2 separate regions of the Homo sapiens genome follow, and region 2 is linked to region 1. A link is a loop called in an ENCODE intact Hi-C map of the cell type or tissue named here. Cell type or tissue: GM12878. All regions are shown on one strand. Each heading gives the region's core, and the rest is flanking DNA. Links, peaks and the distances in the headings are about the cores only. Region 1 has its middle 54 kb from the start of MIR3166. Region 2 overlaps CTSC (cathepsin C).

Region 1 (16,859 bases), core at 5,844-13,843:
CTGATGGGTCTTGACTCTTTATCCAATTTGCCAGTCTGTGTCTTTTAATTGGAGCATTTAGCCCATTTACATTTAAGGTTAATATTGTTATGTGTGAATTTGATCCTGTCATTATGATGTTAGCTGATTATTTTGCTTGTTAATTGTTGCAATTTCATCCTAGCATCAATGATCTTTATAATTTGGCATGTTTTTGCAGTGGCTGGTAGAAGTTTTTCCTTTCCATGTTTAGTGCCTCCTTCAAGAGCTCTTTTAGGGCAGGCCTGGTAGTGACAAAATCTCTCAGCATTTGCTTGTCTGTAAAGGATTTTATTTCTCCTTCACTTATGAAGCTTAGTTTGGCTGGATATGAAATTCTGGGTTGAAAATTCTTTTCTTTAAGAATGTTGAATATTGGCCCCCACTCTCTTCTGGCTTGTAGAGTTTCTGCTGAGAGATCAGCTGTTAGTCTGATGGGCTTCCCTTTGTGGGTAACCTGACCTTTCTCTCTGGCTGCCCTTAACATTTTTTCCTTCATTTCAACTTTGGTGAATCTGACAATTATGTGTCTTGGAGTTGCTGTTCTCAGTGAGTATCTTTGTGGCATTGTCTGTATTTCCTGAATTTGAATGTTGGCCTGCCTTTCTAGATTGGGGAAGTTCTCCTGGATAATATCCTGCAGAGTGTTTTCCAACTTGGTTCCATTCTCCCTGTCACTTTCAGGTACACCAATCAGACGTAGCTTTGGTCTTTTCACAGTCCCATATTTCTTGGAGGCTTTGTTCATTTCTTTTTATTCTTTTTTCTCTAAACTTCTCTTCTTGCTTCATTTCATTCATTTGATCTTCCATCACTGATACCCTTTCTTCCAGTTGATTGAATCGGCTAATGAGGCTTGTGCATTTGTCATGTAGTTCTTGTGCCTCGGTTTTCAGCTCTGTCAGGTAGTTAAAGGACTTCTCTGTATTGGTTATTCTAGTTAGCCATTCATTTAATCTTTTTCCAAGGTTTTTAACTTCTTTGCCATGGGTTCAAACTTCCTCCTTTAGCATGAAGTAGTTTGATTGTCTGAAGCCTTCTTCTCTCAACTTGTCAAAGTTATTCTCCATCCAGCTTTGTTCCGTTGCTGGTGAGGAGCTGCATTCCTTTGGAGGAGGAGAGGCACTCTGAGTTTTAGAATTTTCAGTTTCTTTGCTCTGTTTTTTCGCTTTGTTTTTTCCCCATCTTTGTGGTTTTATCTACCTTTGGTCTTTGATGATGGTGATGTACAGATGGGGTTTTGGTGTGGATGTCCTTTCTGTTTGTTAGTTTTCCTTCTAACAGTCAGGACCCTCAGCTGCAGGTCTGTTGGAGTTTGCTGGAGGTCCACTCCAGACCCTGTTTGCCTGGGTATCAGCAGCAGAGGCTGCAGAACAGCAGATATTGGTGAACAACAAATGTTGCTGCCTGATCATTCCTCTGGAAGTTTTGTCTCAGAGGAGTACCCGGCCGTGTGAGGTGTCAGTCTGCCCCTACTGGGGAGTGCCTCCCAGTTAGGCTACTCAGGGGTCAGGGACACACTTGAGGAGTCTGTCCGTTCTCTGATCTCAAGGTGCATGCTGGGAGAACCACTACTCTCTTCAAAGCTGTCAGACAGGGTCATTTAAGTCTGCAGAAGTTTCTGCTGCCTTTTGTTTGGCTATGCCCTGCCCCCAGAGGTGGAGTCTACAGAGGCAGGCAGGCCTCCTTGAGCTGTGGTGGGCTCCACCCAGTTGGAGTGCCCTGGCCGCTTTGTTTATCTACTCAAGCCTGGGCAATGGCAGGCACCCCTCTCCCAGCCTCGCTGCCGCCTTGCAGTTTGATCTCAGACTGCTGTGCTAGCAATGAGTGAGGCTCCGTGGGTGTCAGAGCCTCTGAGCCAGGCACAGGATATAATCTCCTGATGCTAAGGATATAATCTCCGTTTGCTAAGACCATCGGAAAAGTGCAGTATTAGGGTGGGAGTGACCCGATATTCCAGGTGCCGTCTGTCACCCCTTTCCTTGGCTAGGAAAGGGAATTCCCTCACCCCTTTTACTTCCCGGGTGAGGTGATGCCTCACCCTGCTTCAGCTCAGGCTCAGTGCACTGCACCCACTGTCCTGCACCCACTGTCTGACAATCCCCAGTGAGATGCACCTGGTAGCTCAGTTGTAAATGCAGAAATCATTCGTCTTCTGCATTGCTCACACTGGGAGCTGTAGACTAGAGCTGTTCCTATTTGGCCATCTTGGCTCTACCCTTATTTTCTAGTTTCTAAAGAGAGTTTATTCCAAGCAGAAAGGTTGAGATGGTCCCACATGGGAAGCACAGATTCCTAAGAATGAAAATCAGTGTTCCAAAGTGTAGAGGTGTGGGGTTACTTATATAGAGAATGTTTAGAAAATCTTACCAGAATTTCAACATGTTTCTAAGTAAAGATTAATGCTTAGTTACAATGATCTGATTAGTAGAAGAGATCATTTTTTTTGAGGGATGGTATATTTAACATTTCATACGGAAGATGTAACTGTCACAGGGTTTAAGGGACAGAAATGCAGGAATCTTACATGAATACATTGCATAGTGGTGAAGTTTGCTTTTACTGTACCCATCACCCCAACAGATAGTTTTCAAATCCTCATCCCCATCCCACTCTCCCACCTTTGGTAGTCTCCAATGTCTATTATCCACTCTGTATGGCCATGTGTACCCAGTGCTTGGCTCCCACTTGTAAGGGAGAACATGTGGTATTTGACTTTCTGAATTATTTCACTAAGGATAATGACCTCCAGTTCCACCCATGTTGTTGCTAAAAACATGATTTCATTCTTTTTTATGGCTGAGTAGTATTCCATGGTGTGTGTATATCATATGTATTTATGTCACATGTATATATCACTATATTTCATATATATACATATACATATACACACCACATTTTCTTTATCCAGTCCTCTGTTGATAGCTACTTAAGTTGATTCCTTATCTTTGCTACTGTAAATAGTGCTGTGATAAACAAGGTGCAGGTATCTTTTTTATATAATGATTTATTTCTCTTTGGGTATATACCCAGAGGTTAAATTGCCGGATCAAATGGTAGTTATATTTTCTGTTATTTGAAAAATCTCCATTCTGTTTTCCATAAATGTTTCACTAATTTGCATTCCCACCAGTAGTGTATAAGTGTTCCCTTTTCTCCACATCGTTGCCAACATCTTTTGTTTTTAGACTTTTTAATGATAGCAATTCTGACTAGTATAAGATGGTATCTCATTGTGGTCTCTGATGATTAGTGATGCTAAGGATTTGTCAATATGTTTTTTGGCAGCTTATATGTCTTCTTTTGAAAAAATGTTCACATCTTTTGCTTACTTTTTAATAGAGTTTTTTGTTTATCTCTTGTTGATTTGTTTGAGATCCTCGTAAATTCTAGATATTAGCCCTTTGTCAGATGCATAGTTTGGAAGTTTCTTCCCATTTGTCTGTTTACTCTGTTGATTCTTTTTGCTTTGGAGAAGGTTTTTGTTTAATTAAATCCCATTTGTTTATTTTTGTTTTGTTGTGTTTGCTTTTGAGGACTTACTCATAAATTCTTTTCCTAGGCAAATGTCAAAAAGCGTTTTTCCTAGGTTTTCTTCTAGAATTTTATATCTTCAAGTTATACATTTAGCTCTTTAATCCATCTTGGCTTAACTCTTGTATATGGTGAGAGATATGGGTCCAGTTTCATTTTTCTCCACATGGCTTCTAATTTTCCCAGCATCACTTATTGAATAGGGTATCCTTTCCCCAGTGTATATTTTTGTTGAGTTTGTTGAAGATCAATTTGCTGTAGGCATGTGGCTTTATTTCTGCATTCTCTATATGGTTCCATTGGTCTCTGTGTCTATTTTTATACCAGTACCATGATTTTTTGCTTACGATATCCTTGTAGTATAATTTGAAGTCAGATAGTGTGTTGCCTCAAGTTTTGTTCTTTTTGCTTAAGATTGCTTTGGTTATTCAGGCTTTTTTAAAATTCCATATGAATTTTAGTATTGTTCTTACTGATTCTGTGAAAAATGACCTTGGTAATTTGATAGGAACTGCATTGAATCTGTAGGTTGCTTCAGGCAGTATGGTCATTATAACACTATTCACTCTTCCCGTCCATGAGCATGGAATGTTTTTCCATTTGTTTGCGTCATGCAAGATTACTTTCATCAGTGTTTCGTAGTTCACCTTATACAAACCTTTCACTGCCTTGGTTAAATATATTCTTAGGTATTTTTTTGTAGCTATTGTGAACAGGTTACCTTCTTGATTTGGCTCCTGGCTAGATCATTATTGTTATATTGAAATGCTACTAATTTCTGTACATTAATTTTATATCCTGAAACTTTACTAAATTTATTTCTCAAATTTTTGAGTTTTTTGGTTGAGTCTTTAGGGTTTTCTACATGTAAGATCATATAATCAATGAGAATAGATAATTTGACTAACTTTGTTCCAAACCGGATGCTTTTTATCTTTTTCCTTTTCTTTATTGCTCTAGTAAGGACTTCCAGTACTGTACTGTATAACAGTGGTGAAAGTGGACAACCTTGTCTTGTTCCACTTTTTGGAATGCTTTCAACTTTTCCCTGCAAGTATGATGTGGCCATGGGTCTGTCCTAAACAGCCTTTATTATGTTGAGATATGTTCCATTTATGCCTAAGTTGCTGAGAATTTTTATCATGAAAGGATGCTGAATTATATTGAAACTTTTTTCTATTTCCATTGAAATGATCCTAAGTATTTTGTCCTTAATTCTATGTGATGCATCACATTTATTGATTGAATGGATGGTTTGTTTATTCATTGAAGGATGGTTGAACCATCCTTGCATCCTTGGGACAAATCTCACCTGATCATGATGTATTATCTGTTTGATGTGCTGTTGGATTTTACTTGCTAGTATTTTATTGAGGGTTTTTGTATCTATGTTCACTAGGGATATTGGTCTGTAGTATTGTTTCCTTGTTGTGTCCTTGTCTGGTTTGGGTATCATTGTGGTACTGGACTTGTACAATGGTGAGGGAGAATTTCACTTTCCTTGATTTTTTGGAATAGTTTCAGGAGGACTGATATTCATTGTATGTCTGGTAGAATTTGGCTGTGAATCCATCTGGTATTGGGCTTTATTTTGGTTGGGAAATGTTCAACTCATCACTCATTACTGGTCTATTCAGGAGTTCTATTTCTTCCTAGTTCAATATCAGGCAGTTATGTGTTTCCAGGAATTTATCCATTTCCTCTAAGTTTTGTTGTTTGTGAGACTATAGTTGTTCATATTGTATCTGATGATCTTTTGTATTTTTGTGGTATCAGTTGTAATGTCTACTTCTTCATTTCTGGTTGTATTTATTTGGCTCTTCTTTCCTTGGTTAGTTTAGCTAGTAGTTTATTAACTTTTTTATCTTTTCAAAGACTCAACTGCTCATTTCATTGATTCTTTGTATTCTTTAAATCTGAATTTCATTTCATTCTGCTCTGATCTTTGTTATTTCCTTTTTTCTGCTAACTTTGGGTTTGGTTTGTTCTTTTTTTAGTTTCTTGAGGTGCAATTTAAGTTATTAACTTGTGATCTTTCTACTTTTTTGATGTAGGCTTTTAATGCTATAAACTTTCCTCTTAGCACTGCTTTTGCTGTATCCCACAGGTTTTGGTATGTTGTGTTTCCATTTTCATTTACTTCAAAAAATTTTTAAATTTCCAACTATACCTCTTCATTGACACAGTGATCATTCAGGCATGCCGTTTAATTTCCATGTACGTGTATATTTACCAGACTGCGTTGGCATTGATTTCTGACTTTATTCCAGTGTAATCTGAGTAAGTACTTGATATGATTTTGATTTTTTACAATCTGTTAATACTTATTTTTGGCCTAATATTTGGTCTATCTTAGAGAATATTCCATGCGATTGTGAAAATAATGCATATTCTCTATTTATTAGGTAGAATGTTTTATAAATGTCTATTAAGTCAATTTGTTCTGAAGTCCAATTTAAGGCCAATGTTTCTTTGTTAAGTTTCTACCTCAATGATCTGTCTAGTGCTGTTAGTGGGATATTAAAACTCTCTACTGTTATTGCATTGCTGTCTGTCTCTTTCTTTTGGTCTAGTAATATTTGTTTGGTAAATATAGGTGCTCCAATGTTGTATGCATATATACTTAGGATCGTTATATCCTCTTGCTGAATTGATCCCTTTATCATTACATAATGGCCTCCTTCATCTTCTTTCTTTACTGTTTTTGATTTAAAGTCTGCTTTATCTGATATAAGCATAGCTACTCCTACTCACTTTTGGTTGGTTTGTGTAGAATATCTTTTTTCACCCCTTTACTTTCCGTCTAATTCAGTAAGGTGAATTTCTTGTACCATATAGTTTTCATCCCTTTACTTTCAGTCTAATTCAGCAAGGTGAATTTCTTGTACCATATAGTTGGATTGTGGGCTTTTTGTCTATTCTGCCAATCTTTATCTTTTAAGTGCAGCATTTTATTCATTTACATTCAAGGTTAATATTGATATGTGAGGCTTTGTTTCTGGCTTATTATTGATTGATTTCAAGTTGTTTTAAACAATTCTTTTTTTTTCTTTTTGTCTTTGTGGTTTAATGAAATTCTGTGGTATCTTTGACATCTTTCTATTCCTCTTTTGTGTGATTGTTTTATACAAACTGTAAGTTGTATATTGCCATGTGTTTTCATGGTGGTGAATATTAACCTTTCATTTCTTGCTTAAGGACTCTTTGAGCATTTACTATAGGTCTAGTCTAGAGTCTAGTAGTGGCAAGTTTTCTCAGTTCTTTCTTGTCTGAGAATGACTTAAATTATCCTTCATTTATAAAGCTTATTCTGGCAGGATACAAAATCATTGGCTGGAAGTTTTTCTTTCAGTATTTTGAAAGTGCCATCTCATTCTCTTCTGGCCTGTAATACTTTTGCTGAAGAGTCCACAGTTAGTTTGATGGGATTTCCTTTATAGTTGACTTGATATTTTTCTCTTGCTAATTTTAAAACTCTTTATTTCACTTGGACTTTAGACATTCTGAGTATAATATGCCATGGTGAGGTCCTTTGTGCAATGTATTTTCCTTGGGGTTGCTGTGTCCCCTGTATCTAGATGCCTAACTTTCTTGATAGATGAGAAATTTTCATTATTTTCTTAAATATGTTTTCTAAACTTTTTGATCCCTCTTCACTTTTGGCAATACCAATAATTAGTAAATTTGGTCACTTTATCTGGTCCCAGATGTCTGAAAGCTTTGTTCATTCATTTTTTATTCTGTTTCTCTTATTTTTGTCTGACAGGATTATTTTGAAAGTCTTGTCTTCAAGTTCTGAGATGCTTCTTCTTGGTCTAGTCTATTATTGAAACTTTTGGATATATTTTTTATTTCTTTCAATGAATTTTTTAATTCCAGAATTTCTATTCTATTTGTTTTTATGATGTTCATCTCCTTGGTAAATTTCTCATTAATATCCTGGATTGATTTTCTGATTTCTTTGTATTGATTTTCAGGTTTATCTTGCATCTCATTGAGATTCTTTAAGATCAGTATTTTGAATTCTTTATCTGAACTTTTAAAGAGGAATTATTTTTGATTGGGATCTGTTATTGGATAATTTTGGTCCTTTGATGGTATCATATTTCCCTGATTTTTCATGTTTCCTGTGTCCCTCCATTGATTTTGGTGCATCTTGTATAGCAGTCACTTTTTCCAAGTTTTTGAAATTGCTTTCATAGGGGAGAATTTTTTCCTGAGGATGTGTATATGTTGTTGATTCAGTTAAGATACTGTGGCTTTGATTTTGGGTGCTCATGGTAGTGTGATCTTTGTATGAATATTTTGGCAGTACACAGGGCAGTGGTCTCTGTGATTTCCTCAGTGACTAAGGGTACAGCTAATAGTTGAGTTTGTGGTGGAATTAAGCTAGTGACCTGGACACCAACTAAATCAGTCTTCAGGCTCTGGTGGTAGTAGCAGTGGGGTCCTTTCAGGCCCCAGAGCAACTTACACTGGCTCTAGTGTTTGTGAGTCTGGGAGGACTGATTCTTGAGCCTTCACGTGGCTTGCTTAGAAATTAATAGTAAGAGCAGTGGTCCCAGTGTGTGGGTGGGTTCTTAGGACCCTTGGTAGCTAATGTGGTATGGGTGATGGTAGTAGCAATGGTGGTGCAACCCACTGGGACCCAAGCAACGCATGTTGTTGTTGCTGGAAGCTGTGATGGGTTGGGTGGGCTAGTCTCCAGTCCCACAGCCACCTGTAGCAGGGCAGTAAGCATTGTCCTAACTGTGCTTAGGAGAGCTTTGTCTCACTTATCCCTTTCCCAGCTGGGTGGCAGCTGCAACTATGTCACCTCAAACTTGGCCCAAGGTTGGGGCACAGCCCAGTATTAAGTTCTCAGAATGGCACTCTGGGCCTGTGACCAGGGAGTGTAAGGTCCCTTCAGGCAAGAAGCATGGGCAAGAAGCTATGGGAAAAGCAGTTTACTTGAGTCTTGGTCTTACAGCAGCCCGTAGTAGGGTACTGGGTATTGACCTAGATGTGCATTGGGAAGCCTGGCTTTCCTATACCTCTTTAACTGGGCATTAGCTGAAGCCATGTCAAGTCAAACTCATCTCAAGGGCAGGGGACAACCAAGCATTAAACTCTCAAAATGGCACCTTGAGTCTATAGTCAGGGAGGGTGGGTCTCCTCCCATGCAGGCAGTGTGGGCATGAAGCTGTGGAGAATACAGTCCACTTGTGTCTCAATCTCACAGCAGCCTGTTGCAGGGAAGTAAATATTGTCTTAGATATACATAGGATACCTTTGTCTTCTTGTTCCTCCTTGGCCAGATGGCAGCTACAACCACATCAGCCTGAACTCAGGCCTAAGGTGACATATGGCTCAGCCTTAAACTCTCAAAATGGCACTCACCCTGGGCCTGGGACCCAGGGTGGGCAGAGTACCTTCCAGTCTAGCAGTATGGGCAAGAAGCTATGGGGAATATGGTCCACTTACATCTCAGTCTCACAGCAGCCCACAGCAGGGCAGCAAGCACCCTCCTAGGGGTGCATGGGAGTGCCCAGCCTCTTCTTTCTCTTGTTGGAGCAGTGCAGTAGCCCCAGCCATGTTTGTAGATCTCCAGTATCTAGGCTCTCAAGATAGCTCCCAGCTGAGGCTGCTCCAAGCTCAGGTGCCTGTGAAATTTTGCATGGGTTCTCTTTCTGGAGAAACATCTCTTTGCAATCTTTAGCCAGCTCTGTATGTCAAGCCCAAGGCCCTAACGAGTTAAGGGTTTCTTTGGTGGCCATGATAGTAAAAGCTGATTTTGGAACCCCGGGGGTTTCTCTTTTACTATTTCCCCATGTCCAGGAGGCTCTCCTAACTTTTAGCTGGTTCCTGGCTGGGCAAGCTGTCTTGCTCTCTCTTTACCTATTTCGGGTGCTTCTTGTCACTGCTCTGGGGAATCCTAGCATTGTGCCCTATATGATCTGTTTAAAATGTGAGTATCTGCCAACTATTCTGATATCTACTTACTATCCTGGTTCCTCTCCTAGGAGGAGGCACATATTACCTATGTCTAGCTGGCCATCTTTATATGATGCACAGTGAGTTTCATGGATATGCACCCAGAGCAGGTCCCCATCTACCAGCCAGTTGTCACTATTTTTAACTGTCACTTTAATTTCCCTAGAATCTAATAATGCTGCCCTCACTTTTATTCCTGTGTTTTGTGCTAACATTTAATCTTCATAACCACCTTATATAATAGGTATTATTTTCCATTTTTATAGAAAAGCAAACAAATCACAAAGAGCTAAGAAGCTGCCCAAGTTTACTTGGATATTGAGCACAAAGTCAGGACTCAGAGCAAGGTCTGTAGCCTCAAAAGCCTCTATTCTATACAACCATGCCATACTCACTTAGAACCGTAATATGGAGCAAAGCCACTAGGTGGAACCCCATAAAATCTGCGCTTGCCACAGGCCCAACATTAATCACTTTAGTCCATCGGATGCTGATGCTGGAAAGGATGAAGCAAATCAGTGATCCTACCCCTTCATTCTCACAGAGGAGAAATCTGAGAACTAGCTAAGGAAGAGAATTGCCTAGGTCACACATTGATTTAGTAACATGCCCCAAATCAGCACCCAGAGTGTGTATTGCCGTAGGTCTTTGCATTTGCCACAGTTATTGTTTTTCTTCCATGGTTATAAACAGAAAAGATGTACAGCTTACATAAAATCAGGAGAAATATCTGATCCATCTTTTCTATGGCAAGACAAAGCAGGGTTGGAAAACGTTAATTAGCTTGTGAACACACACTCTCAGCCAGAGGAAGTGTGCTTCATAGTCAAGGCTCACAACAGTGTGCATTAGAATAAAAGTATCTATGTTTCCTCTTCTAGATCATCAAAGGGTTTTTACATCACTTGCCTACTGCAACTAAATGCCAGGGCTTGGGCATACTGAGGGGAAAAGGCTGTCTAGTTTTTCTGCTCACAAATGTTGTGGTCGGAGGCAAGTTTTCTGCTCACTGCTTCCACGGAGTAAAATGGTACCATCTGCTGTGCCTAATGGGCACAATCAGAGTGCGGAGTTATGGGGTCTTGAGATGAGATGATTGTAAGAAAAAAACTGATTATGACAGACGATCATTGATAGCTTTGCTGTCCCTTCAGTTCTATCATAACCCCTTTTACACAATGACAACCTGCTACCATGCCACTGTCCTAGAAGGGAATCTCACAATTGCATGCAGCAATCTCAAAAATAGAAATGATACAACAAATAAGGATGGTTATATTGTTGAAAATAACGCTGTTCAAAAATTGTTTAAAACAGTTAGCTTTTTCTATGCTATCTCATTCCTCCCAGCTAGATTTACCTTTAAAAGAACACTAAATGAGACTTTATCCTCACAGCTGAAAAAATCTGGTCTTCTGATAGAAAGCTTTTGTGTCAGTTAATATATTTATACAAAAGGTAGAGTAGCTAGAAATAGAGGTGCTCCATATATAAAGATTAATTAAACTTCTAGAATTTTCATTGCTAAATTTGTAAATTCAAAATAAAAACATAAATCACTTTTATAAAAAAAAGGGAAAGAAATGTCTTACAACCTTTACAGAAAAGGATATAAGAATTAACTTACTATTTATTGCAACCAAATCTGTGAGTTGGGTAATATTATTCCAATGTTTCAGAAAAAAAAGTTAAGAACAACAAAAAATAAATTGTACAACGGGTAAATGTCAGAGCTGGAATTCTGTATTTGATCTTTTTTGGCTCCAAAGCCTGTCATTCGAACCACTACACACTTAGGGTCACTATTAGGCCCTGTATTCTACCTCTTTTTCATTTTTAAAGAAATAACTGGCAAAAATTTCTCATAGTGGCGTATTATATAGAATTGTTTTCTTTTACCTTTAATTTTCTAACAACAGACATAAAAACAAAACAGGAGAAAAATACACAATATTGTTGCTAAAACAGTGAATGCTGTAGAACAAAATGATAGGTGATATGTGTGTGTATATATCCTTCTTTCTCTTCTTTTCCATATGTAGTTACATTATTTTAAAACTTAAAGAAGAGTATTAAGGAGACGGGACAGAAGTTAATATAAAAATACTTAAGAATTCTGAAAAAGCCGGCAACTTTTCTTTCTACCTTGTGATAAGTCTGAGATGACACCCTTTGACACCGTTTTCCTCCTCCCTATCCATTCTCAGTATCTAGAGCCCTGACATCACACACACACACACACACACACACACACACACACACACACACAATATTGCCACATTTCCTACTTTCTCTTTGATAATACCCATTCAAACTGAGCTTTGCACCTCTAGAATTGGTTCTCCTGGTTCCTGGAGTCCCTCCTGCTGTGAGATTTGCTCTGACTCTGGACTATCCCTGCCTGCTTACTACCTACCCTCCTTTTCTTACACTTTTCTCACCAATAATTAAGGAACACATGCATTTTTCTAAACAAACCAAAATATGCTGTAGCTCTGTGCCTTAGTACAAGCTTCCCCTCAGAAAAATCCTTTCCACTTAGTTACCTCAAACTACTTACCTTTTAGGTATGTCCTCCATCCTGGGGCCTTCCCTACATTACACTCTCACTCCCCAGTGGTTGCTTGTTCCATCCTTAAGTCTGTGTACTCTTTTCCTGCCCCTCCTTTAGATTTGCCATTTTATAATACAAATATTTGTTCATATTTATCTATTCCTTTGGTCTATGAGATCCTTAAAAGCAGAGATCTGGTCTTGTTTGACTTTATAACTTCATATCCTAGCATAGTACCTTCATAAAGTAGCTATTCAATAGTAGTAATAATAATGTCAATGATGATGATGACAACGACGATGAAGAATGGATGGATGGATGGATGGATAGATTAATGGATCAACAATGAAACAGATCAATAAATGAAACGATATACATAAGCAGTAGGTGAGATGTTTGAAATTCCACCAACAAAAAACCGACTATGAGGCCTGGTATAGTTTGTGTGCAAATCCTCTGTCTTGTCTTCTTGGCTGTGAAATCTGTCTGGGGTGGCTACTCCAACAGTGTCTCCAGCCCTGCTTTCTACTAAAGTACAAGCCTGTTAGAAGTTGCTCCATGCATAGAAAGACCTCACAATGTCGGATCCTGGATTCTGCTTCTCAATCTGCCTTAAATTAGGCTGTAACCTTGGCCAAGTTGCTGTAATTTTCCTAAGAAAATTCTGTTTCTTCATCTAAAATGGGAATAGTAACCCATGCCCACATTTCCACCCCATGTGAGGTATTATGAAGGTGTGATACATGACAGGCTTGCAAACAATAAAGTGTGATGCAAATTTAAGGGCTATTACTAAATGTCGTTTCTCTTCTTATGTATACGGTCCTGAATTTACTCTCAGGTGAATTTTTTTTTTTCATGTCAGCTATAACATACTGATTTCTAACTCCTGGTAATTCCATAGGATTTGCTGGTGAGGAGGCAGAGTATACTGTGCTAAGAACGTGGACATTTGATTTAGATTTTCATATAAATCTTAGCTTCATTATTTATTAGCTACACGATTTTGAAAGTTTATACAACATTTTTGCTCCTTAATTTCCTCATCTCCAAAACAGGAATATTAATGCATTTCTTACTGGTTCAACATAAAAACTAAATATGATAATCTAATGTTACAGTATATATAAGCTCCTTGTACATACATAGTAGGTACTTTGTAGAGTGGAGTACTGAATAGAGAGGAGATGTCTAAGGACTGCACAAACTCAAATTCTGATGGTAAAGACTGTTTCCAGTTGACTGAGGTTAAAAATAATATAAAATGACAAACTTTAACTCTTCCCAGAAAATTAACTAGAATTAACTTAAGAAATCCAGGAAGAGTCAGTCCTATTCTTGAAATTTGAGATCAGCCATTGCTTCCAAATATTCATGTATCACAGCCATAATCTTTGTTAATATTAAGTATTATCCAGACTATTACTTTTTTAAATGATTAAAGTTAGATGTTGTTTAGCAATATCCTCCATAAAATCACAGGTCTGATATGCTGGTTAAATTTATTCTGATATATATGAGAATAAATATTTTGCCTAAAACACATAATAATACAGAACCACCACCAAAAGTAAGAAAATAGAAAAAAAGTTGTATGCTACCTAAATGGTTTAGAGAATTCTTCATTGCAAGCTTCTTTCTACAAATGTTTATGCCCTTAAATCTTGCTCACAATTTTGTCATTAACTGGATTTAAAATAGCTACAAGGAATGAAATAACACTATGGCTTGAAGTGTTTAAAATCAGTTTTTAAATTTGTATTACACAAAGAGTAAGTTTTTGCTTGCTCAGAATATCAAATTTCTATTGTATAGGGCTTCTACCTCAAGCAAGTACCTGGCAAATCATTGGCATCTATAGGATATTGGTAGATGGGATGCATGGAGGATAGAAATTCATCTTATGCTTATTTGCATTTAAAGCCACAAAGACTCTCTGCATGTTAATTTAATCACTAATTCATCAAATAGCCAATTAAACTAGAAGATTCAATTCCATCTGAGAAGTGAACTAACAGAGGCTTATGAAGAGTAACAAGGGGCACCAAGTAAAAGTATCTTACCTACCCAGCAAGGGGGAAACTTGGTAAGAGACAGGAATCTTATTTAACTTTCTTGTAACCCATTGTACCTTGATTATCTATATTTTTGAGAACTTTACTTCAGACCTTAACAAACTTAGGAAACTGGAGTTTCCTAACTGGCTTCCTACATGGCTGCTATTTATTCTTCATTTATTCATTGGATAAATATTGACTGAGCCCTTACTATGTGCCAGGCACTGTGCTGGAACTCTGATCAAGCTACCACCCACTCCATCCCCTCCCTGTGGCCTCTGGCTGGAGTCCACATTTCTTTTCTTGGCATTCAGGGCCCATGTTCATCTGGCCCTGCTCATCTCCTGACCACTCCTTTTCCAGCACTTCCTATTCCAGCCCCTGCACTGCTTGCTTCTCCGATGCCCTGTATTTGTGGCCCTTGCAGCCTTTGCATAGATGCATATCTTTCTTTACCTGGCTCTCTCCTCCCAGCCTGTTCTAAAGTCATCTCTTCTAGGAAAAGGAGACTGTGAAATAGCTGGAATCCTCAAGGATATCTACTGATATTCTTTAAGAAAAAAACCTAAATAGTGGTTTATGTTATGTATCTACGCCAAAACAATAACAAAAAAGGAAAATATATTTTACAAGGTTAAAGTGGTCATTTCTAATTAGTAGAAAATAGATATTTTTAATCTGTATTTTCTAAAATGTTCTTTGATTACCATCTAATTTTATACTGGGAAAAAATAAACATTTTTAATAGGGAAGGGGAGAAGGGAAAAAGAGAAGCAGCAAAGAAGGGAAAAGGATTTTTTAAAAAGACAGTATAGAAGCATTGAACAAATTTCACAATGTTAAATAAGCTACCCATCAGCTTAGTGAGCTTGCCTTTATTCGTCTATAATAAAAATCACCCTCATGTTTCCCATTTATAGCTAAACTCAGTTAATTACAGCATTGTTTGTGGTTGCTTCTGGGCAGAGTCAATACAGGTAACTAGATCCTTTACAGTCTTTAGAAAGTTACTTTCATTCCCTGTGAAATATCAATATCTGGTGCAGTGTGCATTAGTAAGGAGATCCAGTGAGTAATAATATGATCCTAAGGTTGGTGAAGTGAAAAACAGAGGCAATTAGAAAGATAACTCAGGCAGAGTTTCTTGCCCCTGAATAACCAAGAGCAATCATTTTTGTCAGACTTATTTAGAAAAAGATCTCAATTCTGAGGTTTAGCAAAGCCAGGAGCATTAGAGAATCATACTCTCTTGGAGGTGGATAAACCCTTAGAAGTTGTCAAATTTTGTCCTAGTAGTGAAAGCTTTTGTTCAGATCAATTTAAAAATAGAAGCTTGGTACAGTAACTTTTGGGTAGCATGACAAAGTACAGTTGACCCTTGAACAACACAAGTTTAAACTGTTAGGGTCCACTTATATGCATATTTTCTTCTGCCTCTGCTACCCCTGAGATGGCAAGACTAACTCCTCCTCTTTCTTCTTCTCCTCAGCCCACTCGTCATGAAGACCTATATGATGATCCACTTTCACGTAAGAAAACTAAATATTTTTTCTCTTCCTTATGATTTTCCTAATATTTTTTTTCTCTAATGCACTTTATTGTCAGAATATAGTATACAATACATATAACACAAAAAGTGTTAGTTGGCTGTTTATGTTATTAGTAAGGCTTCCAGTCAACAATAGGCTATTGAAGAGTCAAAATTATACATGAATTTTCAACTGTGCGGGGAGTTGGTGCTTCTATCTCAACTTGTTCAAGGGTTAATTTTAGAAAGAACAGGACTCACTGACTTAGATAAATCCAGGCTTGAATTCCAATTTCATCCTTAAGCAAGTAACTTGTCCTAACTGAAGCTCTCTGTTTTCTTGTGACTAAAACACGGATAATAAATTCTACCTCAAAGACTGGTTGTGATAACAAATGAAATGCAGCCTGGATTTAGTATTACCAGCCTGGTGCTATTACTATGTAGGGGCTGCAGTTTTTTAGCCCTCCCCAAATTAAATACTAGGAAAATGAGTTTGCTCCTTGGAAATTAAAATTAGAGCTAACATATGCAAAATCACTGAACAAGTCTGAATAATTTACAGTCCAGTAGAACTGATTTGTATTTGATGGAATTTATTAGCATTTTAAGAAGGAATATGAGACTTAGAAGGAGGAGTTGAGAATCTCAAAGGCATTCAACATCTAAGCATTTTCCAAAGGATATTCAAATGTAGCCAATAATCTAAAAGTCTTATTCAGAAGGGAATCCCCAATGTGGAAAGGTTGGAGAGATTTTATACCTAGGACTTTTCTATTTCTATTTTCATAGGCACTACTACCCTTACCCACAGATGAGGTGATCAGGGAATCTGAGGCTAATGCCATTAGACCTTGAGTGCCTCTGGCTTCCCTTGTCCTGATTCCATGTTATTCTCACAACCTTTGATACTTATTTGGAATCCCATGTGGATCAGCCTCTAGCAACAATATGTAATGGTCACTTGGAGGTTGAGTATTCTAGTCCCTGTGGCCATTATTTATTCTGGTAAACCCATAAACTGGTATTTGAGTATTATACCTTAGTTCATTGAGCTTGACATACATAACTATGCCCAAGGGATAAGTTCTCTTTCTGCTGACAAGATCAGCAAGGCCTCAGATTGGGGAAAATTTACCATGGCAATAAATGTCCCCTCATTAAAGAGGCCCTTGGAGTATAGCCAGCTTCCTTC
Region 2 (16,859 bases), core at 4,186-12,185, 95 kb after region 1:
TTCTATCCAAAACTGCCAACTGGGCAGCTGACACTGGGACCTATCCTTTCAACCAGTGGTTTCCAGCGGAACATTGGAAACAAAGTATTGTAACTCCCATATATATTTCTAACATAAAAATACAATTGGCCAGGCGCAGTGGCTCATGCCTGTAATCCCAACACTTTAGGAGGCTGAGGCGGGTGGATCACCTGAAGTCGGGATTTTGAGAGCAGCCTCACCAACATGGTGAAACCTTGTCTCTACTAATAATACAAAAATTAGCCTGGCATAGTGGCACACGCCTGTAATCCCAGCTACTTGGGAGGATGAGGCAGAAGAATCCTTTGAACCTGGGAGGTGGAGATTGCAGTGAGCTGCAACCATGTGCCATTGCACCCCAGCCTTGGCAAAAAGAGGGAAACACCGGCTCAAAAATAAATAAATAAATAAATAAACTAATTAAATTGAAAACTTCCACTATTATTTAATATATGAAACAACATTGGTGTGCCCATCAGATCTAATATCAGATGTTCATCTGTTATGTACAGTGTGCTAGTAAGTCCCTATAAGATAGTTAAGGCACAGCATATTCCCTTTTTCACATCTGCCTGCTTAAACTGACTTGAGCATCTTATCTGAATTAATCAGGCTAACACTCATAAAATGAACAAGTAGTTTAAAATATACTTGCAAAGAAACAAGGATTTGCAAATACTAATGATGCAAACATAAGAAAATGGCAGTTTTTTTATAATTACCCTATTCTGACTTCTGTCAAACATGTTGACAGAAGTTTTTAAAAACAGATGTTTTGAAATGGTTCCATCACTATAATATTTTTTTTAGTCCTAGACATCAATAAAGCAAATGTTTCAGTTAAAATTTGTCTATTAAAATTGTCATCCCTAATACCAATTGATAATTATTCTAAATCCTTCTAAAGCTGTGACACTTTCATACTTTTAACAAAAATGTGTCAAAATCTACTGAAATTCTTTAAGATTTTAAAACACATCAGAAAATTTTGTTTCCAAATGTTGAAAATTTACAGTCATGAAAATTATCAGTAACAGGGACTCTAACATTACTTTTGGCAACAAAATCATAATAATGAAGAATATTTTACATTATTTTCAAATGATATCTTCTTAAAATATATTTTGGGTAGGGCACAATTTTATGACATTAATAAAGTATTTAATCGCTTAATATTTCACATTTTATAACAAATGTAGTACAGTGATACATGTATATATAATTTTCAAAATGTACCTATAGATAATTTAGAATACATAATAAAAAATTTAGACATCCAAGTCTAATCCATCAAGATGATTTGTAATTTTGAAAAGAGTACTTTGCATGGAGTTGAATGATTTGATGATTAACCAAATATGGAAATATTATATTCCAGCAACATTAAAAAACAAAAAATGTTTCCATTTTTGCCCTTTGTTTACTGTAGAAATCTATATACGTACAATTACCTCCATTTGCTGTCAGAAAGGAACCAGGCAAATTTTACTGAATTGGTATTTTGCCAAATCCATCAGAGTGTCACATCTTTCCTCAGAAAGAAACCAACTTCCCTATGTCAGTTCCAAGGAATAGCTATAGTTTTCTGCCTATTAACTGGACTGAACCATGCATTTAAAAAGTCGAATTGTAATAAAATGCAAAACTGCCAGGAAATAGTTACAGTGGTTACAGCCAAGCAACTTCCAGCATTTTACTGAAGGAACTGGAAGTTTACATGTGAAAATGGAGGGTCATAAATCTGTTTATTTCCAGTGCTGAAAGGACATTACATTAAAACCAAAATACACACTCCAGAATTAGCTAAGAAAACAGCAATTTACTGCACAGCAAAGTAGTCAAAGTCCCTGGGCTCATTCCTCACTTACTTACTCATAAACTCAAACCGTAAAGTTGGAAAAAAATCTTAAGAGTTCATCTAATCCACTCCTCAGCTCATGTTCCTCACTATACTCAACAGAGGTGAGGCACACCATGCAGCATTTCAAAGCTTCGGTCCTCCAGGCTTTGGGGAACCCCTGCAGTCAGAACACTCAGGATTTCCCTTGATAGCTAATTTTGTTTTTAGTAGTTTTGAAAGTTAGAACATCACTGTTTTTAACTCTGAGCCCTATCTTGGCCTCTATAGGCTTACACAAGATTAAAACATAAATAAATAAATAGAATAAAATATAAAAGTCTAATCTCTTTTCCACTAAATCATCCAACATATATGGCCTGAGGGCCCACCATAGCCTCTAAGGACACAAAGGTAACACTTCAAAGAACACATCAATAAAACAATACCACATGATATATTACATAACATTCTTTATTTTACAAGTATTTATTGAAGGCTTATTATTGGTCATATATCGTGTAATACATAGGGAATCAAATGGTTAGTAAGATGGAGTTGATCCTTGCCCTAATGAAGTTTAAAGACCAGAGAGGAATACAAACAGGCAATTATGACACAGAATACTAAGCCTTATTATATTCAGGGATCTTCTGACACATGTATCTGCAATTTTGTACTCACTGAATCTTCTCTTCCATAATAAAAGCATGTTGATGCAAAATTACTCAGATAAAAGAACTCATTAGTAATTTTTAAAATTCCATATTAAATATATATACATATATATTTTAAATTTTTTAAGTTCCAGGGTACATGTGTAGGATGTGCAGGTTTCTTACATAGATAAACATGTGCCATGGTGGTTTCCTGCACCTATCAACTCATCACCTAGGTATTAACCCATTTATGCCAGAGGTTGCAATTTGTTGAATGTGAAAAATCAGACCTTGGCAATGACCTTGAGCAGGATATAAAGAACTTCCACATGCTTAGCATTCCAGAAATGGAACACTAGGCATAAATGGGTTAAGCCCAGAATGCATTAGCTATTTTTTCTAATGCTCTCCCTCAGCTTGACCCCCCACCCCCTGACTGGCCCCAGTGTGTGTTATTCCCCTCCCTGTGCCCATGTGTTCTATTGTTCAGCTCCCACTTATAAGTGAGAACATGTGGTGGTTGGTTTTCTGTTCCTGCATTAGTTTGCTGAGGATAACAGCTTCCAACTCCATCCATGTCCCTGAAAAGGACAGGATCTCATTCCTTTTTATTGCTGCATAGTATTCCATGGTGTTTATGTTCCACATTCTCTTTTTCCAGTCTATCACTGATGAGCATTTGGGTTGATTCCATGTCTTTGCTATTGTGAATAGTGCTGTAATAAACATACATGTGCATGTATCTTTGTAATAGAATGATTTCTATTCCTTTGGGTCTATATGCAGTAATGATATTTCTGGTTCTAAATCCTTGAGGAATCACCACACTGTCTTCCACAGTGGTTGAATTAGTTGACATTCCCACCAACAGTGTAAAAGCGTTCTTATTTCTCTACAACCTCACTAGCATGTTGTTTGACTTTTTAATAATCACCATTGTGACATGAGATGGTATCTCATTGTGATTTTGATATGCACGTCTCTAATGGTCAGTGATGTTGAGCTTTTCTTCATGTTTATTGGCCACATGAATATCTTCTGGGAAGTGTCTGTTCATGTTCTTTGCCAACTTTTTAATGGGGCTCCTTTTTTCTTGTAAATTTGTTAAGTTCCTTGTAGATTCTGGATGTTAGACCTTTGTCATATGGATAGATTGAAAAAATTTTCTCCCATTCTGTTGGTTGCCTGTTCACTCTGACAGTAGTTTCTTTTGCTGTGCAGAGCTCTTTAGTTTAATTAGATCTCATTTGCCAATTTTTGCTTTTGTTGTAATTGCTTTTGGTGTCTTTCTCATAAAATCTTTGCCCATTCCTATGTCCAGAATGATATTGCCTATATTCTATTCCAGGGTTTTATAATTTTGGGTTTTACATTTAAGTCTTTAATCCATCGTAAGTTGATTTTCGTATATGGATTAAGAAACAGGAACAGTTTCAATTTTCTGCATATGGCTAGCCAGATATACAGTAGGATTAATTGAATAGAGAGTCCTTTCCCTATTGCTTCTTTTTGTCAGCTTTGTCAAAAATAAGAGAAGAATCAAACAGACACAATAAAAAATGATAAACAGGATACCACCACTGATCTCACAGAAGTACAAACAACCAACAGCAAATACTACAAACACCTCTATGCAAAGAAACTAGAAAATCTAGAAGAAATGGATAAATTCCTGGATGCATACACACTCCCAAGACTGAATCAGGAAGAAGTTGGATCCCTGAATAGATCAATAACAAGTTATGAAAGTGAGGCAGTAATAAATAGCCTACTAATGAAAAAAAGTCCAGGACCAGATGGATTTACAGTTGAATTCTACCAGAGGTACAAAGAGGAGCTGATACCCTTTCTTCTGAAACTATTCCAAACAATTGAAAAGGAGGGACTCCTCCCTAACTCATTTTATGAGGCCAGCATCATCCTGATACCAAAACCTGGCAGAGATACGACAACAAAAAGAAAACTTCAGTCCAATATCCCTGATGAACTTCGACGCAAAAAATCTCAATGAAATACTGATAAACCAAATCCAGCAGCACATCCAAAAGCTTATCTACCACAGTCAAGTTGGCTTCATCCCCAGGATGCAAGGCCGGTTCAACATATGCAAATCAATAAACGTCATTCATCACATAAACAGAACTAAAGACAAAAACCACATGATTATCTCAATAGACACAGAAAAGGCCTTCGATACAATTCAACATCGCTTCATGTTAAAAACTCTCAATAAACTAGGTATTGAAGGAACGTATCTCAAATAATAAGAGCTTTTTATGAGAAACCCACAGATAATATCATACTGAATGGGCAAAAGCTGGAAGCATTCCCCGTGAAAACTGGCACAAGACAAGGATGCCCTCTCTCACCATTCTTATTCAATATAGTATTGGGAGTTCTGGCCAGGGCAATCAGGCAAGAGAAAGAAATAAAGCGTACTCAAATAGGAAGAGAGGAAGTCAAATTGTCTTTGTTTGAAGATAACATGATCCTATATCTAGAAAACCCCATCATCTCAGCCCAAAAGCTTCTTAAGCTGATAAGCAACTTCGGTAAAGTCTCAGGATACAAAATCAATGTGCAGAAGTCACCAGGATCCCTATACACCAACAAAAGGCAAGCAGAGAGCAAAATCATGAATGAACTCCCATTCCCAATAGCTACAGAGAGAATAAAATATCTAGGAATACAGAAGAAGTGAAGGATCTCTTCAAGGAGAACTACAAACCACTACTCAAGGAAATGAGAGAGGACACAAACGAAGGGAAAAACGTTACATGCTCATGGATAGGAAGAATCAATATCATGAAAATGGCCATACTGCCCAAAGCAATTCACAGATTCAATGCTATTCCCATTAAACTACCATTAACATTCTTCACACAATTAGAAGAAACTATTTTAAAATTCATATAGAACCAAAAAAAAGCTCGTATAGCCAAGACAATCCTAAGCAAAAAGAACAAACCTGGAGGCATCATGCTATCTTTCATACTATACTACAAGGCTACAGTAACCAAAAAAGCATGGTACAAAAACAGACACATAGACCAGTGGAAGAGAATGAAGATCTCAGAAATAAGACCACACATCTACAACCATCTAATCTTTGACAAACCGTACAAAAACAAACAATAGGGAAAGGATTCCCTATTTAATAAATGGTGCTGGGAGAACTGGCTAGCCATACGCAGAAAATTAAAACTGGACCCCTTTCTTATACCTATACAAAAATTAACTCAAGATGGATTAAAGACTTAAATGTAAAACCCAAAACAATAAAACACCCTAGAAGAAAATCTAGGAATGCCATTGAATATATTTTTTACATATCAGTTGCTTTGGTTATATTTACATCCTGAAAGTCAGCTTGAAATATGCAATTCTTTTAAAACTCTGCAGGAAGGTAACCTGATAATATTCTTTAGAGCAGGGAATCAAAAAAGATGTATATGGCACCATTCCTGATTTGTCTTTCTAGAATCCTACAAAATTAATTCTTTGTAAGTTGGTAATACTTGTGAAAAGTCTGCAAAAAGAAAAGAAAACTGTGGTGCATTTTCCAGGTACCTACAAAGTTCTATGTGCATTAGGTGTTGAAGATATACAGGGAGAAATACAGATTTTCAATCTGGAAAGAGATGAAAACATGCTACCCAATCACTCCATTACAGCATGGCATGAAAGCAGAGGTACCTGCGATATGCAATGGGAACCAAAGTTCTGATGTTTCTCACGGTAATAGAGAGAGCTGGGGAGGGTTTCAGAGAGCAGCGTCATCAAGGTCCTGAGTGATAAAGAATTTATCAGGTCCAGAGGTGAGATAGATAAAAGTTTCCAGGTGGGAGCAGTCCACTGTACTCTTAATTCATCTTTCTGAAATACTTCTTCTCAGAATAGCAGAACAGTATACCTCTCAGATCATACAAAGAGTCATCTGAATCAACAGAGTAAGGATGACAAACTACTCTCTAGAGAAAAATTCTTCTATTCAAGCAGAAATGCAAGAGAGGAAAGTCCACCCAGACAATATGAATTAAACATAACCCCATAATTTCAGGCTTACCAAAGCTGAAAGAAGTCAGCTCTAAACCAACAGAGCAGGAAACAAGACCATTATTCGGCAGGAAAGAGCTAGAAGATAGCAATCAGTTGAACAATACTGTAATTAAGATTAGTAAATTTGACTATGACACTTAGTTTGTACTTAATTTGAAGTTTACAAAGCTCTTCTACCAATTTCCAAACTACAAACTGAAGGAGAAGGTAAGTTTTGGTCTTCAATGAAAAAACCCTGGTTTAGGCAAGAAAGTCAGTAGCCTAATAGCTAAGGAAACCTAAGCTTCAAGGCAGTTCTTCTCTTAAAACTTCAACATGAGCCCATGCAACATTAAACTAATATTCATGATGCTCACAGACTGGAATTTACCAGGAAATCCAAATATGCCTCTAAATACCATTTACTTATTTGTGAAATGGCTTTTTTCACTATTTAGCCCCAAGGAAGTCTTTAGGCTTGAAAGACAAGTTCTAGCATTTTACAGTTAGAAACTCTGTGAGCTTAGCACTGTAAGAGATTAATTTTCTCTATCTATAAAATGAAACTAGTTATATCTACTTTACAGAACTTTTGTAGCTTATAGTATGTCAACTTCTTAGCACAAAGCTTGTACCTAATGAAAAAAGAAAAGAAAAAAAATAGGGTGTTTACGATACCATCTTTCTGGCCAGAGGTACTGGAGGTCTATAATCTGTAGAAGTATACTATAGCAGTCTGACATATCTGAGAAAGCCTCTTTTTTCCCTTCTTTAAATATGTCCTCCATAGGACCATCTTCCCTTCAATAACTTATATCTGTGAATCTCAAGAGATCCAAGGGCCTTATTTTCTCCTTACAACAGGCTCTTGGGTTCCTCAAGGTAATTAGAGAAAGGAAAGACACTCAGGCAGACAGTTAAACTGTGAATAAAATTTACGCTGTGAATAAAACAAAACATACACTTCAAATCCTGACAATCTTAGAAAAAAATCACTGTAATAGAAGGGATTTCAAAAGAGAAAAAGAACAACGTGTTGTATATTGTTCCTTTTATTAAAAAACTGAACGGTGAAGCCACCCAAGATTTTGCATCTTCAGAATTTTTTTTTCCTTTCTCCTGTGTAGTCTCTGGTTGTTCACATTCCAAAATGATGTTTACTGTTTTCCAAGGGAGTGTTCAGGAGGGCAGCTGCCTTGGAGGTAGGTCACCAGGACTCCTTTGCATTTTGCATGCAAATAAAGACTCCAGAAGGGACTGTAGCTGCTAGAGGCCTTTGCTAGCTGCTACAGGTAGGTCCACACTGTCGCAGGCTGCTCTGTCTCTTAGCCCCAACGTCTGTTCATGGCTGTGGTTTTAAAAGAGTCCCTCAACAGATGCTCTATTTAATAACTACAAGACAATAAAAACTAGGGTTACAAGCCAACAAGGATCATATTGTCTCTTAATATTTAATCATATCAGTTTCTTTAAGTAAAAAAAAAAAAAAATACCAGCACTGATATTTGAGATCCTGGTATATTTTTGTAAATGTTAAGACATTCACAGGAAAGATGCCATTCTGAAGCTAAATGCTTAAGCAACATGTACTGCACATGCAACCAACATGCTTTAGAAGCACATGCATCTGAAGGTAACTGCCACTGAAAAAAACGAATATGTTTCTGAAACATACTTAAGAAACAGGCTAAATATAGTAACTTAGATACATTAACATGTATACCTTGCAAACTTTAATTTAGGCTCAGTGCTGCCTGAATCCACATGACTAGGTACTAGGCTATTTATCCCATTTACACAACAAATTACCAGGGTTTATCTTTTCTACTGGTGGAGCGGTCTCCCTAACTAGGAGAAAGAGTGAAGAGTTAAGGATAAAATTTTGTAAACTGTATTTTGAGAACAGCTTATTTTTCGTGGAAAAAAAAAATAGTGAACCTATCTGGGAAAAGTTTCCTATTGCATCTTCCTCCTAAGCTACCACCATACAATATATTACAGACTCTGAGAAGTTCTGAAATAAAGAAAACTATTTAATACATTCTATATTTATTCAACTACCAGAAAGAACTGAGAAGAAACAGCTTACTAATTTCAACCCTAATGCTCACTTTGATCTGTTATTAGTGGCTGTATGGAACATTGCTGAAGCTTAACAAGATAACGCGACACAACTGATGAGCAATTCCTACCTGGCAGATGTGTGGGTCACTGCTGGTTCATTATAAAGTTTGGAAAATGCTAATATAAGATAAACCTATGGTGCTTTCAATACTTGTTCCCAGTTCCCTTTTTCATATCTCACTTCTGGTATTTAAGAGCCAAGTAACAGAGGAAGGAAAAGGGGAAAGAATATTATGTTAAAATGCAAGGAAGGGTAAGTCTCTATTAATTTTACTCTCTAATCACCTATTTCTTCATCAACATTTTAGACATTTATGGATCCAGTGTGAGCAATGATTTAAACATCTATTCTGAAAATGTGAAGAGAATGTAAAGAGTGAATAAGATTCTCTCCTCCTCAGTGAATAGTCTATTAAGACTATTTTAATAGAAGCCAGTTTTACAAAGCTGGGTCATGTCAGATAAGTGATGAGTATGTCAATTTCTCTGTAAAAGCCACCTTCTCTGTGGAAGACAGATCTAAGCTGCTGTGGCCTCACATGTTTCTCTCTTGAGGGATTCTTTTCAAGAAAAGAATAAGCAACCTAAGGCAGCCTAACTACTTTACGAATGTGAACTGAACTTGAGTCAACCTTTTTTTTAGCTGGGTCTTTACCCTTTTCGGTTCACGTCTACTTAGGTTACAAGTAGCATTCTTGGGAGAGCTGATTTGACATGTGAAAACAGAACATAATAAAGTAGAAAATTACTCACATAAAATAGTGCAGACAACTTAGAAACAGCAGACAAGCAGGCTCAAGCAAGAAATTCATAAGAAAACCATAATCTCTCCAGTCACCCTCTGATGAATAAATAGGCATTAATTTGCATAAGCCATCAGGAAGTGAGGAAGCTTGCTTTTAATAAGAAAGTTAGAAATTTTTCAATGGAGCTCACCCAGTTTGTTCCTCAGATGTGGCAAATCATATATCCCCACAGTTCCCAGCTGCATGAACAAATGACTGATAAAATCAGTGACATCCTACAAAGAGTTTACAATGGTAAACTGAGTCATTATGTTGAGATTAAGCATCATCATGAAAGAAGACATAAAATAGTTAGGCAGGCACTCAGTGCTAAACTTCTGATACTTTTCCTCCACTGAAATACTCTTACAAGTAAACCCAAAGTTGTTTAAAACAAAACAAAAAAAAGACAAAATGCTGAGCTTGATATATTGAATCCAAATTTTAAAAAGTATACCTATCTCAATAAGTCTTCTAAAATTGTTATATCTTAATAATGAACCCAGAAGGCTCAGTGAAAAAATGTCACAATATTCCCAAATCTTTTATTGTAGAAACACAGGCGACATTTCTGGCTGTGTGATAAGCTTGAAATTTATTAATCACTAGCACACAAAGTGAGAAATTAAACCCTCTAGTATGGATTTCTCAACATAGAGTTCTTGTTTCTGTTTGTTTTGTTTTTGAGACAGAGTCTCACTCTGTCACCCAGGCTGAAATGCAGTGGCACAATGTCAGCTCACTGCAACCTCCACCTCCCGGGTTCAAGCGATTCTTCTGCCCCAGCCTCCCAGGTGGCTGAGACTATAGGCGTGCACCACCACACCCGGCTACTTTTTGTATTTTTAGTATAGAGGGGTTTCACCATGTTGAGGCTGGACTCCATCTTCTGACCTCAGGTGATCCACCAGCCCCAGCCTCCCAAAGTGTTCTTGTTTTGAGTAGCAACTTGCTTTAGAAACACTGATGGTCATTTTTTTTAGCTTATAGTTCTATTAAGATTGGAGCCTTTCAAACAAGAGCTCAATTAGAAAGCCCTAAGATTTGCTTCACTATCACCAAATAAAATTTCCAGCCATAATGAGTCTACTTCCCCTCTACATATTTCCTCAGCCCTTGAGTAGCTTAATCTTCAAAATAAAATCTGAGTTCCTTCTCTACTGCTCCCTTTTAGAGTCAGTTTCTTTTACTGCCTCAGAGAAAGTAAAATGAGAAACAGTAGGTTAGAAAGCCTATTCAGGCTGGGCGTGGTGGCTCACACCTGTAATCCCAGCACTTGGGGAGGTCCAGGCGGGCGGATCACTTGGGGTCAGGAGTTCAAGACCAGTCTGGTCAACATGGTGAAACCCCATCTCTACTAAAAATACAAAAATTAGCTGGGCGTGATGGCGGGCACCTGTAATCCAATCTACTCTGGAGGCTGAGGAAGGACAATCTCTTAAACCCAGGAGGTGGAAGGAGCGAGGGCCTGGGAGACAGAGCTAGACTCCATTTCAAAAAAAAAAAAAAAAAAAAAAAAAAAAGCCTATTCAACAGGAGGTCATTTTTTGGAGCTTAGTTTGTTTTACAGGACTTCCTGTCTCTGGGCAATTTGGTGGAGAGAATGCTACACAGAGGAGCTTTATACATGATCATCATTAAAAATGAACAAAGTACATAAGAGCATAAAGAAGAAAAAATAATCACATATCCAGCCATCATGTAAAGTCAGACATAATTAAGCATTTTCACAGTATTCTGTTTCGTGTTGTTACATTGTGTGTGTGTGTGTTTTGTTTTGTTTGGAGACAGAGTCTCACGCTGTCACCCAGGATGGAGTGCAGTGGTGCAATCTCAGCTCACTCCATGCTCTGTCTCCAGCGTTCAAGTGATTCTACTGCCTCGGCCTCCCAAGTAACTGGGACTACAGGCGTGCGCTGCTATGCCTGGCTAATTTTTGTATTTTTAGTGGAGATGAGGTTTCACCACGTTGGCCACGCTAGTCTCCAACTTCTCAAAGTGCTGGAATTAAAGGCAGGAGCCAAGCTAGCCTGCATTGTGTTTTTATATAGGAGATTGCCTGCAGGTACTTTTAAGAAGTGCAAATTTGCTAAAGTGTGCCAAGTACAATGAAATGGTAAATGCTACTAAAATCTGATAATCTTAGAAACTGGCCTGTAGATAGTATTGTCTTTTGTTTTGGCCAGCCCAGTGTTTTAAAGGAAATTTGAATTTGAATGCCTCTAAGACTGTTTCCATCTTGCCACAGGCCTGATTACTCCTTATTAGTTTACATAAGGTTATTTCAAATGCTTAGATACCCACCCACCTGAGTGGGCCCTAAATGTAATATGCAACTCCCATAAAGTGCTCAGATAATAAAATGCCTGGAGGATGCTGAGTAAGAAAAAATCTTTCATTTTTTTATTATTATTATTATTTTGAGACACCCAGGCTGGAGTGCAATGGTGTGATCTCGGCTCACTGCAACCTCTGCCTCCTGGGTTCAAGCAATTCTCCTGCCTCAGCCTCCTGAATAGCTGGGATTACAGGCATGTGTCACCGCACCCAGCTAATTTTTGTATTTTTAGTAGAGACGGGGTTTCTTCATGTTGGCCAGACTGGTCTCGAACGCCTGACCTCAGGTGATCGCCTGTCTCGGCCTCCCAAAGTGCTGGGATTACAGGTATGAGTCACCGTGCCTGGCTGAAAAAAATATTTTAAAAACATACCTAGTACCTCCTGCTCAACTCAAACTATGCAAAAACTTTAGATGTCAAACTTTTATTCCTTCCAAACTTTTATCTAGCTTGAAGTCACATCCAAATATATGTATCTCCATCCCTACTATACCCCCAATTTCTCAAGCTGTTAAAACCAAGTTTTAAAATGGCTTAGAAATCTCAAATCATAAAAAATGTTTCTCTTTCAGATAAGCCCTGAATAAACAGAACTTAATAAAGCAAGTTTCTAGCAATAGGAGCTATTCTGATTGATTCCGAAGTGGAATGCCGAGAATGGCAAAGAAGCTGTGTCTCTCCTGGTGAGATGCAGGATGCTGAGGGAAGCAGAAGGTAAAAGCAGGAGCCTAAAAGAATGCTGTGGTGTGGAAAAACTACTCAACGTGCTTTTTCCTATTCTCAGTCAGCAACAACAATCAATACAAAAGACTTCGGTGACCCCAAAATATGTAGGAAGTTCTCCCCACCAGCAAGCAAGCAATCAATTCTGCAGCAGACACCAGCTCAGTGCCCTCCAGTACAACTCCAATGCTACCTACCAGGAGACAGTTTCAGATCCCGTAGGTTGAGGGCTTAGTCCCCAAGACTGCCTGCCCACTTTAGACACCAGTCTCAAGTCCAGGCCTCCAGAACTTCTGATGGACTGGCTTCAAATTGGGGTTCCCATAACCCCCTCTTTGGGTTCAATTAATTTGACAGAGTGGCATAAAAACTCAGGGAAACATGTTTATGATTTATTACAAAGGATATTTGAAAGGATATAAATACACAGGCACTTGAAGAGATACATAGAGCAAGTTCTGGAAGGGTCCCAGACACAGGAGCTTCTGTCCCTGCGGAGTTAGGGTGGACCACCCTTCCAGCATGATGAGTTCTTCTTCACCTTCCTGTCAGACCCTACATGTTTAGCGCTTCAGAATTCCCTCAAATCTGTTCTTCTTGGGCTTTTATGGAGCGTTCATTGAATACACATGATTAAAGCATGGATAACCATGTTAAAATATAATTAGGTTATAAGGACATGATCTAAACCTAACAAGGCCTGTCTGTTCAGATTCTTCTTGGTGTCTCTGTGCAGTGTTCCTTCTGCTATGGTATGGGGCAGAATACTCTCTGGTATGAGGGTCTTAGAAACCATAATCAGATTAGAGTTCTGCAGTGGGCAGATGAAAGGAGGGTAGGAGAAGATCAGAGAGAGAGATTCTGGTTTCTGTAACAAGGGTCTTGGGAGTGAGTTATGAGCCAGGAACCATGGACAAAACCTATATATGTCATAACATACAAATACTCTGCATGTACCAACTACTCAACAAACTCGAGCAGCAAGAACAATAAGAAACAATCTACTTCAAGCATATCTGAAGCATATATAAAGAGGATAAAAGGAAGCAAGTTGTAGGGTTCCAGTCAGTGGAGAGGCGTGAAAATCCAATTGATTTGTAGGATAACAACAACGATGGCAGGTAAGCATGGCAAGAATTTGTCAAATATTTCTGTAATGGCAGTAGGTTGAGTATGTTTTCGTTTATGTAAGACTCTTTGAATAGCAAATACTACTCAAGTTTTGATGTTTTCTCTTTTTACAAAAATAAATTTTAATGTAAAAGATGCTTTCTAATTCTATAGGAACAATTCTCACATGCAATACTTATTACATGGGCTTGTGTTTTCCTTGAGTTACGCATCCTTTCAAGCACGGTTTCCCCAGCTGCAGGAAATACCCTGATGCTTATGGTAAAATCTGTAAACTTTCTGTATTAATAAATGTCACCCATCAACAGTGGATGACTTTATTATTCAAAGTCAACTCCATCTTAATATCTTTCTTAAGTTTTTAAACTCTGTTTCCCATCACTCTTGCAATTGGATTTACTAAAATAACATGGTATTTTATCACTTTGCAAGCTATGTTTATCTGGAACTACCTGATTATATTAAGTTTCAAAAAGAAGTATCCTATTATATTCTACTCTGCCTAAGGAAATTATGGTGCTTGTCATAAGACCTAACTACTGACCAGAGTGGTTGATTTTTCTGCAGAAAAAGAAAACATGGCCCTGATAATGGTTTTGTCAAATGGGCACTTTAAAATAGACATATCCTGAAATCAGTAGGGCAGGAGTATTTTTTCTATTGTTATTCCTAATGAAAGAATAAGGATTCGATCAATGCCATCCAGAACCATATGATTAGGCAGGGTTCTACCCTCCAACAGCATATATATTAATTCTTTCCAACTCATGGTTGGGAACACATATAACTTTATTTGGCTTTAAAAAGTGATTTTCTATTGACCTAATGTGACTAATGTTCTTAGGCAATGGCAAAACACCAAATGTGCTTACACCGTGATTCACAAAAAGTGATACAATTCCTCATTCAGCCACCAGCTAATTCCCTCTGTCCCTACCAGCTTTGGACTACTATTTAAGCTAAGAACTAACTGATGAAAAAATAATAAAAGAAGAAAACTGCTTTTGTCTATATCTATTACATCTCTGGTAATTAAATAATGATTTTAGAAGTTTCCCCACCAGTTTCTCCAATTCTGCAGAATTTAAGAATCAAAAGTTTTCTAAGTCAAAAGAATAAACTATGTACTTGTCTCTTTTTACCTATTCCTCATCTCCTAAATAATTTATTTAACCTATTTCCCAACTGAATTCCACTTCATTCATTCATTTTTTTTGTAATAAATTGACTAGGTGTCTATTGTGTGTCAAAGAAGAAGGGATAGAGACAGAGGAAAAGAAAATGACAAAAAATTATGTACAAGGTTTATGGTACATGGTAACAATTGCCTTGAATATCTCTTCCTTTGCACATGCATTCCACATGCAATTGATTCTTAATCTGAAGTCAAAGAACCTTTGAAGGGCTGTGACAGAGTAACTGTAAGAGGTCTGCAAAGGCCTAGGCTCATCAACGTATACACCAAAGATTATTTTCAGGTTAAATATACCACATATACATTACAATTTTAAAAATTTATATAGATACTATTGTAAGTATGTTTTTTACAAAAAAAATGCGTAGCATCTGGAAATGATACTAAAAATAGTTAACAACTGGTTAAGCATGGGTTTCCACTAATTCAGTGGACTGGTGGCCATCAACAGCTAGCATGGACAAACTGGTTTCCACCAGCTGCATATCACACCAGCAAATCCAGTTGAGGAAAGGCAACCTCTTCCTCTCTATTTCATCTTTTTTTTTTCCATATTAAAGAAAGGTCCTTATTTTAAAAATATTTCTGGGAGTTATTATTCTAAAAAATATTGTAAACTTGCTTGGACCGCCATAACCTTGTGACAAACCACAACTCCCATGAGAAATTATAACAAGTTTAGAACTAGGCCTTTGTTGGTGCTTTGTCTTTTATCATATTTAACAGAGTTATTCCCTACTTTCCCACTTCTTCCCAGATGTTTTAAAGGCTGTAAACCTTTCACCATGAAAAAGTCTGTCTTAATTTATACTCTATGTATAATGAGAAACGCCTAGTTTCAGGCTTATGTATCCAATTTACTTGAACCATTTAATATTTAGCTTACAAGAAAAGTTCCAGCTTGTGAAGAACAAATGAAATGGGCTGCAATTTGTGCTAAACTATTTTAACCCTGAGTATGTTTGCAATTGGAAAAAGTGTGTTATGAGAATGAACAATAGTTCTTTCCTAATGAGAGAAGGAAACAAGCTGGGTTGACTTGGCTACCTTTCACTTTAACCAGCCTAAGGGAGTAACTCCTAGGTTCTCTCTTTCTGTTAGTTTAGAAGAAAAAATTACTCAACATATTTAGTACATTTAAGATAATGAATCATTTAGGCCTATCACTACCTCAGCCAACAGGTAGTGATAGGAAGGACAGCATAGTAACTGCAAGAAAACAAAATGTGTAATCTCTCTATCTTTCCTACAGATTTAGAACAAAGCCAAATGACTATGGCAACATTTAGAAATAAAGTGGTAGTAATAAGGAAAATAAATTAAGAATTTAGTCATACTTACCAAAATGTAAATTTTAAACATAATTTATACATATTCAAATGTAGCACTGGTATTTTGTAAACCTACTAAAATCATAATTTTAAATAAAGTGGCAAAATTATACCAACTACTACTACTCTTGGGAAGAGTGGTGTCAATTCCGGTCATCTTCTTAATCTAAAATTAAAATTCTGAGGGTCTACTAATCAGAAGAGGTTTCAGATATCAAATCATTGAAAATGTAAATCCAACTTCCAACAAAACTAACCTTAAAAAAGGCAAACCACTTGTAGTCATTCAACACAATCTCAAAGCCTTGGTTGTAAATGATGGTGAAATGGCCAGAATTGCCAAGGTCATCATATGCTGTATCCAGCTTCTGAAGGTACACCACTACTTTTTTTTCTTGTGGTCCTAAAGAAAAAAAAAAAAAGCACAATAAAGGAAAATTATTTGGATTTCAATAGGGGAAAGAATCCCCCAATTTCAATTTTAATTGTGCTGCTTTCCTTTCATGCTACCCAGTTTGAGCACAGTCTGCCTAGTGAAGAAACCAGAGGCTCCATCTTGTTGCCTCAAACAGTTCCTGCTCCGAGGCAAGACTGTGAAGTTAGGCTCTAAAAATTTGAGATAATGCAAGCAGAAGCAGTGGCTCACGCCTGTAATCCTAGCACTTTGCGGGGCTGA

The links. Hi-C counts contacts between places; a loop is a spot of excess contacts. Peaks named below come from ENCODE experiments on the same cell type or tissue, not always from the same donor. Only the 100,000 strongest peaks of a DNase experiment are listed, where the experiment ranks them.
Region 2: a loop joins it to region 1, with 2.1 times the contacts of the local background. A loop is called at or near these places in 6 of 110 quality-filtered maps.

What each region holds. Positions count from the first base shown.
Region 1 is chr11:88,222,126-88,238,984 of GRCh38, forward strand. No RefSeq gene overlaps it. Among named protein-coding and RNA genes, the nearest start is that of MIR3166, 54 kb to the left of the region's middle. RefSeq lists a silencer at 1,965-2,165. In GM12878, for the core only: a CTCF peak has its summit at 9,935 (motif pointing right); a DNase peak (open chromatin) is centred at 10,015.
Region 2 is chr11:88,318,497-88,335,355 of GRCh38, forward strand. CTSC (cathepsin C) reads right to left here. Exons shown (of 7, transcript NM_001814.6): 2 at 16,441-16,586. Among named protein-coding and RNA genes, the nearest start is that of CTSC, 11 kb to the right of the region's middle. RefSeq lists an enhancer at 11,716-11,835 and a silencer at 12,285-12,579. In GM12878, for the core only: no CTCF peak of the experiment used is centred there; DNase peaks (open chromatin) are centred at 8,756 and 9,296; H3K4me3 peaks cover 2,403 bases; H3K27ac peaks cover 3,193 bases.